Regions from separate parts of the Homo sapiens genome. Here region 2 is linked to region 1. A link is a contact called in ENCODE Hi-C data. All regions are on one chromosome and are shown on one strand. The core of a region is the stretch at or near the end of the contact, and the rest is flanking DNA. Distances in the headings are between cores, read along the strand shown.

Region 1 (4,729 bases), core at 1,586-4,085:
GGCAGTGAGTCGAGATCGCGCCACTGCACTCTAGCCTGGGCGGCAGAGCGAGACTCCATCTCAAATAATAATAATAATAATAATAATAATAATAAATAAATAAATAAATAAAACCTCAATTAATTTCAGTATGACTTTGTCAAGAGGCAATTATTTGCTAAGCACTTTATATGCTAACCAGATGAGGTAACATGGTTATTGCCACATTACAGATGAGGCTCAGAGAGCATAGGTAACTTGTCTGGGGTCACACAGCTTGTAAACGGCAGAGCTGGGACTCAAACCCAGTCTGTATGTTCCGAAACCTGTGCTCTGTTCACTTCCCCCAGGCTGCCTGGCAAAATAAATAAAAAGCACCTGTCCCCAAAACTTTCAAATTGTACTTTGGTTCCTTTATTTCATTTCATCCCATCTTTAGTCCTATCCTCTGTGTCTTTTTTTCTTTTTTTGAGATGGAGTCTTGCTCTGTTGCCCAGGCTGCAGTGCAGTGGCATGATCTCGGCTCACTGCAACCTCTGTCTCAAGGGTTCAAGCGATTCTCCAGCCTCAGTCTCCCAAGTAGCTGGGACTACAGGCATGCGCGACCGCGTCCGGCTAACTTTTTTTTTTTTTTTGTATTTTTGTAGAGATGGGGTTTCACCATGTTGGCTAGGCTGGTCTCGAACTCCTGACCTCAGGTGATCTGCCTACCTCGGCCTCCCAAAGTGCTGGGATTACAGGCGTGTGCCACTGCGCCCAGCTTAACTTTTTTGTGCCATCTTTACCCTTTGCTCTGGCCAGAAGGGACCCACCTCACTGTCCCCAGAACACCCCCAAAATTTGTAAATAAAGACAGTTCAAAGAGTGATGCACTTTATTTTTTAATTAATTAACTAACTTTTTTAGAGACAGGGTCTTTTTAGGCTGGAGTGCAGTGGCACAATCGTAGCTCACTATAGCCTTGAACTCCTGGGCTAAAGAGATCCTCCTGCCTTAGCCTCCTGAGTAGGTTGGGACTATAGGTGCACACCACCATGTCTGGATAATTTTTTATTTATTTTTATTTTTGTAGAAATGTGAGAGGAGGGTCTCGCTTTTTTATCCAGGCTGGTCTTGAACTCCTGGCTTCATGCCATCCTCTTACCTGAGCTTCCCAAATTGCTGAGATTATAGGTGTGAGTTACTGTGCCCCTACTGGACTGATGCACTTTATCAACCACACACTGTAAGCTCTACACAAATGTAAACTAGTATCTTCCCCTTTCCTTCCACTAGAAGTGTCTCTGTTGGCATGTCCAAAGTCTCAGAGTCTTTCAAGGTTAAACTCAGCCCTCTGCAACTCTGGCAGCTTCCAGATGGCAGGACAGGCAGGGGACTTTTTTTTCTGGATTCTTGGGGCACTCACCACAAAATCAGTACCATGTAATGCCCTGGCCTGCCCTGGGCTGTTGTAAGTTCTTTTGTCTATGTTCTTGCCAAGCACCTGTTTGACCCTCTGAGCAGTGAAGCAATAGCTGTTTTCCCCTCAACCTCTCTTACCCTTATTTCTCTCATTTGCAAAATGGGAATGATGGTAGCTATGTTGGCCTTACCCATGAGTGTCTTCCCAGTCCCACCTTGGGCATGTTGTGGGCAGAAGTAGTGCTGCCCTAGTGCAGCGGTTCTCAAAGTGTGATCTGGAGAGCCCCTCGGGGATCTGAGACAACCTTCTTTTCTAACTACATACCTGTGTGAGGCTGGGTTTTCTTCATATAGTTGAATCAACACATTACAACAGCTTGAACACAGAAACAGATATGAGAATACAGCTGTTTTCTATTAAGCCAGATATTAAAGCGTTTGCAAAAATATAAAATAATGCCACTGTTCTCACTATTTGTTTTAGATAATTAAAAAATATAATGTCAACATGTAATAGGTTATTATTTTATGAATTAATAAACATTTAAAACATTCTCAGTTTTAATTTGTTTTTTGTTGTTGTTGTTGTTGTTGTTTTTTAGAGACAGGGCCTCACTCTGTTGCCCAGGCCGGAATGCAGTGGCTATTCACAGGTACAATCCCACTAGTGATCAGCAGCGGCTCAGTTTTAATTTCTAATACAATAATTATCAATACATATAATCCACACAAACAAAAGCTCTTGGAAATCCTCAATAATTTTCAAGAATGTAGAGGTACTGAGACCCAAAGTTTGAGAACCCCTCGAGGAAAGAATAGAGTTCCAGATCTAGATTTTTCAGGTACCTCATGGTCTAAGCCCTCTCCTGTGCCTCATTTTAACTCTAATACAATAATACTCATTCTTGTTGCCATGAGTGGCTCTTGGTTTCTTCCTTTTCCTAATGTTTAGATCTTGCTTTATGTGTGTATATAGTGATGGTCTTTGGAAGGATACACAATTAACTGGTACAGCGGTTGAGGGGAGTTCGGAAACTGGGAGAAAGTGGCACCATAAACCTTTCTGCTCTGTTTGATTTTTAAAATACAGTACATCGTGCATGTAGTGCCTGAATTAATAATGAACAATTAAAAGTAAAATTACATTTTTAATGCATAGGAATGCATGAGAAACTCAAGTCTGCTCAAGTAAAGTGGTGTTAACCGACAATGACAAACAATAAGAAGAAAGTTTTCCTTGTCCGCCTTCACCAGGCTCACAAACACTTAGCTCGCGCTCCCTCTGGCTCTTCTCCCGCTCGCTGGGGTTAAGCCACTCTCTTCCTCAGCCCTGCCCCTCGTCCCCGCCCCCTTCAACAACTTCAGCCACGCCCCTCACTGCCTCGCCCCGCCCCGCGGCGACGTCACCTCCGGCCGACCAGCTTCCCCAACTCCCTCTGGCTCCCGCCTTCGCCCGCTTCCGGTCGTCGTCGTCGCCGCTGCTGCCGCTGCTGTTGCTCCTGAGGCTGCTGGCTGAGGCCGGAGGATCGAGCGGCGGCGGCGGCGGCGGCTGAGAGGGCGGCGGCGGGAGCGGAGCGGGACGAGGGAACGGGAGGAAGCGAGCGAGGAGCGCGCAGAGCGCGCTTTTCCGTCCGCCTGAGGAGCCGAAGCAGCCCCGGCCCCGCCGCCGCCGCCTGCCCGCCGGACAAAGCCGAGAGCCCGCGCCCACAGCCATGTCCTCGTCAGCCGGCAGCGGCCACCAGCCCAGCCAGAGCCGCGCCATCCCCACCCGCACCGTGGCCATCAGCGACGCCGCGCAGCTACCTCATGACTATTGCACCACGCCCGGGGGGACGCTCTTCTCCACCACACCGGGAGGTGAGCGCCGGCCAGCCGTCCGCCGCGCCCGGTGTCCCGCCGCGGTCCTCTAACTCCTCGGCGCCTCGGTGCCCGGCCGCTTCGCCCCCGCCCCCAGCTCCACCGAAGCCCCGGGGACGCTGCCCTTGGGCCCGCCCGAGCGTTCGGGACCCTTTACTTCGTGTTCGCTCTTGCCCGCAGCTCGAGTCGGCGCGCGCCCCACTCGGGAATGTGGCTGTCCTGTCGCGAAAAAGAGCTCTTGTTTCCGCTTCGTGGCAGGCTTACGCATTCGACCCAGTTCTCTCTCTCCTCTCTGCCTCCTTCCCGGGCGGATTTGGCTCCACTTGGCCTTGCATTACAGTCTGCATTGCCTGTCGTAGATTGTGCAAATTAATGCTTGATTTTGGAGCTGGCTCCGGGGCTTTTTAAAAAAGAACTTTGGGAGAGGAATTCGGCCCTGGCATCCTGCGATGGCTTGTTTTTGCTGCTTTTAGAACACCGGGAGGAGGCTGGAATGCGGAGTCTGGAAGCCTCGCCCAGCGTTATCCCGCTTTGACAGCATTGTTTACTTTGCTGGACGAGGCCCCACGGGTGAGGGGAGTCCCCAGGCCGGGAGGAGAGCGTGATAAAATAAAGCTCAAGTAATAGCCAAGGGAAAGTAGGTGGGGGTGGTAGGGTGCTGACAGCCTTAAGGTAGGGTGTCTTTCGGCAGCGACGCCTTTGGAAATGGATTGAAGGACCTTTGTCAAGGACACCCCAGTTGGGTGGGGTGGTTGCTTGATCCTGTGGAAGGGGCTAGAGAGAGGCAATCCAGAGAGAGGGTGGTTCCCTGGCATTGCTTTTCAAAGCATGACCAGGAACTGTTTACAAATAAGTAATACTGGGGTAGAGGTGAAGCTTGGTCACGGGAAGAGAGCTCAAAGGTTGTCTGTGCCCTAACTGGGCTGTCCTCCAGAGGGAGGAGCCTGGAAAGCGATTTTGAGGAGCCTTATTGAAGGGAACGGGGCCTCCTTTTTAACTTCAGAACTTTGTCTTCTTTTGGTGCTGGGGTGGCCTCTTGCTAGAGGGTGGGGACTTCGCAGCTCCTGCGGTCTAGAGGATTGCTAGCCTTGTTCCTGTGGGCAGGGCTCAGGAGCTGTACTACAACCAATCCGATGCAGTTAGGCCTGGACCATCCTTAAATCAGTTGCACAATAGCAAGGCCTGTGGAGTAAGGAGACCTTCTTGCCAACACCAAGGGATAAAATCTAGGAGGGAGCTTTACAGAGAAATTCAGCCAGGCCGCTCTGGGGGCTGGGCGGGCTGCCTTGAAAGGCTTTTTAAATGACCCAGGCAGAAGTTCAGTAATATATATGGAGAGCTGGGTTTAAGGAAATGTTAACTTTGCAGAATAGTGGAGTTCTTAGGTGGCTTAACTCATGGAAGAAATCTCCCCCCGATATGATCAGTTCAAGACCAACTCGTGTTTGAGCATGGTACAGGGTCTCACTCTGTCGCCCAGGCTGGAGTACAG
Region 2 (4,225 bases), core at 1,661-4,160, 2.2 Mb after region 1:
GATGAGGCAGAAGAATCACTTGAACCCCGGAGGCAGAGGTTGCAGTGAGCCAAAATCGCGCCATTGCACTGTAGCCTTGGCAACGAGAGTGAAACTCTGTCAAAAAGACAAGACAGAGCGAGACTCCGTCTCAAAAAAAAAAAAAAAAAAAAAGACAAGAAAAGAAAAGGGAAGGGGAGGGGAGGGAGAAAGAAAGGGAGAAGAAAGAAAAAAAGAAAAGAAAAGAAAGAAAAAGAAAATATGTGTGGAAAAAACAGTTGAGTAAACCTTTTTAAAAAAACTGGTTCTAGTGGCTAGGCATGGTGGCTTGTACCTGCAATCCCAGAACTTTGGGAGGCCAAGGCGGGAGGATCGCTTGAGTCTGGGAGTTCCAAGACTAGCCTGGGTAGGCCAGGTGTGGTGGCTCAGGCCTGTAATCCCAGCATTTTGGGAGGCCGAGGCAGGTGGATCACCTGAGGTCGTCAGGAGTTCGAGACTAGCCTGGCCAACATGTAAAACCCCATCTCTACTAAAAATACAAAAATTAGCCAGATGTGGTGCCGCGCCTGTAGTTCCAGCTACTTCGGAGGCTGAAGCAGGAGAATTGCTTGAACCCAGGAGGCAGAGGTTGCAGTGAGCCGAGATCACACCACTGCACTCCAGCCTGGGCAACAGAATGAGACTCCGTCCCCACCCCTCAACAAAAGGACCAGCCTCGGCAAAATGGCTGAACCCCATCTCCATTTAATTAATTAATTAATTAATTAAAAACTGGTTCTTATTTTAAAAGGGATACACTAAACAACTGCATATGGAAAAAATGGTTAATGTTCAGCAAGTGCTGCAGCCATTGTAAAAATGGCTCAAGAGATAAAGCTAACTTTAAAGACTGAAGGTGGCAAAATTGGGTTTAAAAAAGCTTTATCAATTATATTAGTCCTATAACTCTGAATAGCATAAGATCTGAAGGAGTTGGTCAGTTAAATATTTCAATTATAATTATTTTGCATAATATTGCATTATGGAGAAATTTCATATCGTTTTATTCTTTTGTTGTTGTTTTAAGAGACAGGGTATCGCTCTGTCGCCCAAGCTGGAGTGCAATGGTACGATCACAGCTCACTGCAGCCTCAACCTCGAGGGCTCAAGCCATCCTCCTGTCTCAGCCTCCCAAGTAGCCAGGACTACAGGCATGCGCCCAGCTAATTTTTGTGTTTTGTAGAGATGGTCTTGCCATATTGCCCAGGCTGGTCTCAAACTCCTAGATTCAAGGGATCCACCCGGCCTCCCAAATTGCTGGGATTATGGGCCTGAGACACCACACCCAGCCTGTTTTATTCTTAAACACAGGAAAGTTAGTCTCAAGATGCACTTCTTAGGAATGTAAACAATCTACTGAATATAGTAAATATAAAGGAAGACAGCAATAAACACTTTTGTTCTCTTGCATTTATTAGCTTCTATTAGTTTCTATCATTCTTTCCCTTTCTCCTCAGGCACACAAGCCACTCCAGAATATTCACTTTTTGTTAATATTATGTTTTATGGCTCTCAGTAAGGACACTCAGAAGATGTCAGAGACACTTGCTTGATATATTAGGTAGCCAGAGTGATGTTCTTAAGTGGAAGAGACAATCAGGGACAAACCAAGGATTGGGACAAAGAGTAGCTGGAGGCAAAAGCCACCTTCCTACAGACAAGTGGCAATGGGTTCTAAAGTTTTTAGGATAAGGCAATATTCAAAAAGCTCATTACCTGGTCCACACCAGAAACACAGTAGGTGGGTCATTCTGGCCAACACCTTTGTCTCAAGATACTGACGTTTATTATTTGTCATATGGTCCAATGAAACCTAAACTCTCCTACAGCTATCCACACCGAACTTGTTTCACCTCATGAAATGCAAACTCCTTTCTTATACTGCTCGATCACTTCCCTACGTGCCCCAAAGGGATGTTCTAATATAAACAAAGGCATATCAAAGAAGCCACCCAAACAAGTGAGATAGAAACATTTATTGATAAATAGGAAGAAAATGGGCGTTTCTAAGGTACCACAGGAAAAATAAAATATTTTACTCTAGTCCCTTAGCTATAAGATATTTATTCTACTTATATTTACTAATGGCCACCGTATTTTTTAAGACATGGAAAATTGGAAGGTAAAGAAACCATCAACCATAAGATTACAGAGAAGGCAACTTGAAGAACAGTTTGTTTTAAACTGTTCTCCCAACATTCACATAGAGTCAATAACATCTAGCTCTTTCTCAAAACAGCCTATGGCCGGCCAGAATGCGACGGTGAAAACAAAACAGGGAGAACGTAATGAAAACGGGAAGGCGCTGGAAAAGATAAAAACTGAACAGTCCGAGTAGCCTGCACTTTGTATTTCTCCTTTGAGTCCTCACTGATTTTCCACTTATTTCGATTCAGTGGTTAATATTTCTCCGTATTAGAAATCCATCTGTGAACTCCCGCACCCACTTCTAACCACATCCACAAATTCCAGGAGAGCCAGTCAAGGCTACCAGAGTGTCCCAGTCGCCTGTGAGGAGGGGGGCGTCGGCGCCAAGTTGCGAACCCGGCACTGGGAGAAGTTCTCCCGGGACGGGAGAAGGGACGGGTTGGGGTGAAGGAAAGTGGAGGACGGGAGGCAAGCAAGACTACGGACTCCTCTCCAAAAGCTGAGCGCATCAGGGAGAGACAGGTATCCCGCCAGACCCGAGAAGTAGCCGGATGCCCGGGGCGGACAAACGGCCAGCCACGAAGCCCAGTTCCCTAAGGCTGTCTCGCCAACCCCCTTCCCCTTCGCCTTCCCTAAATTGCTGTCTCCTTATACCCTCCAGAGTCCAAGACTCACGCGTCCAAACACGAGCTCCAGCAGCCTCTCGGTCAAAGCCGCCCACCTCTGACAGCCATAGAGATGAAACAGCGGAGACAAACCTCCACCCCCTCCGCCCACTCTCACGTGACTCTCCTAGCCGCTGGGCCTGTCGGGATCGTGGAGACAGGCGTGTGGGAGGGGCACAGAGGAAAAGGAACGGGGAGGGGCGGGGAAATCAACGCGCCACGCCCCAGCCTCGGGCCCCGCCCTAGCCCCGTCACTCCCCCTTACTCCCCTCAGCGTTTAGGCGGGAAAGCTGGAGAGCTCCCAGAAGCTCTCGGGCATTTCTTCTGGTTTTTTTCCCCTCCACAAGGGTCATAGGAATCTGTTGAGAAATTTACTGTGGCTTGTAACACCTCCTCGGTACCCGTTTTCGTGTTGGCTATGTTGGCTAAGCAAAAAGGAGTTCGTGAAAAGAAAACTGGACCACAGTGAGTTGGAAATTGTTTCTTTCCAACTCCGTTTAGGTTTTCTCAGAGATTAAATGTTCCTGTTTCATAACCTTGAGACTTTTTTGGATTTAGAAACCCTCACCACTTCCTCTGGTGGATGATTTTGTCAGGTGTTTTATTTGCAGACTAATATTATTGCAGAGTTTATAATCTCTAGAAGCCACTTAAAAACATGTTTTCCCTTGAAGAATGTGTTTTTTGTTTGTTTGTTTGTTTGTTTGTTTTGAGATAGAGTTTCACTCTTGATGCCCAGGCTGGAGTGCAGTGGAGCGATCTCGGCTCTCTGCAATCTCTGCCTCCTGGGTTCAAGCGATTCTCCTGCCTCAGCCTCCCAAGTAGCTGGGATTACAGGCATGCGCCACCACGCCCTACTAATTTGTATTTTTGGTAGAGACGGGGTTTTTCCATGTTGGTCAGGCTGGTCTGGAACGCCCGACCTCAGGTGATCCGCCCACCTCGGCCTCCCAAAGTGCGAGGATTACAGGCGTGAGCCACTGCGCCCGGCTGAAGAAGGTGTTTTTATCAGAAAAATGGGATGGCAAAGGATCCTCACCCCTGCTGTGGAAATAGGATGGAAATATGACTATAATACCAGAGAATTTTTTTGGGGGGGGGGCAGCGGGGTGTTGGTTGGTTGTTTGTTCGTTTGTTTTGAGACGGAGTCTCGCACTGTCGCCCAGGTTGGAGTGCAGTGATGCTCACTGCAACATCCTCCTCCCAGGTTCAAGTGATTCTTCTGCCTCAGCCTCCCGAGTAGCTGAGATTACAGGCACGCCCCACCACGCCCGGCTAATTTTTGTATTTTTAGTACAGACGGGGTTTCGCCATGTTGGGCAGGCTAGTCTCAAACTCCTGACCTCGGGCGATCCTCCCGTCTCGGCTTCCCAAAGTGCTGGGATTAACAAGTG

What was found. A loop is a pair of places that touch in the nucleus more often than their neighbours do. Pooled maps may share reads with other maps.
Region 2: a loop to region 1 is called in a map of CD8-positive, alpha-beta T cell, with 30 times the contacts of the local background. The contact joins the promoter of MICU1 here to the promoter of EIF4EBP2 in region 1. A Hi-C loop is called at or near these places in 2 of 168 maps with a recorded cell type or tissue (CD8-positive, alpha-beta T cell and naive thymus-derived CD4-positive, alpha-beta T cell) and 6 of 50 pooled maps.

Annotation. Positions count from the first base shown.
Region 1 is chr10:70,401,310-70,406,038 of GRCh38, forward strand. EIF4EBP2 (eukaryotic translation initiation factor 4E binding protein 2) reads left to right here and starts at 2,836. Exons shown (of 3, transcript NM_004096.5): 1 at 2,836-3,237. The coding sequence starts at 3,093. RefSeq lists silencers at 2,708-2,897, 2,928-3,137.
Region 2 is chr10:72,623,169-72,627,393 of GRCh38, forward strand. It overlaps MICU1 (mitochondrial calcium uptake 1), which reads right to left and starts at 2,911. Exons shown (of 12, transcript NM_001195518.2): 1 at 2,842-2,911. RefSeq lists enhancers at 2,678-3,215, 2,766-2,915.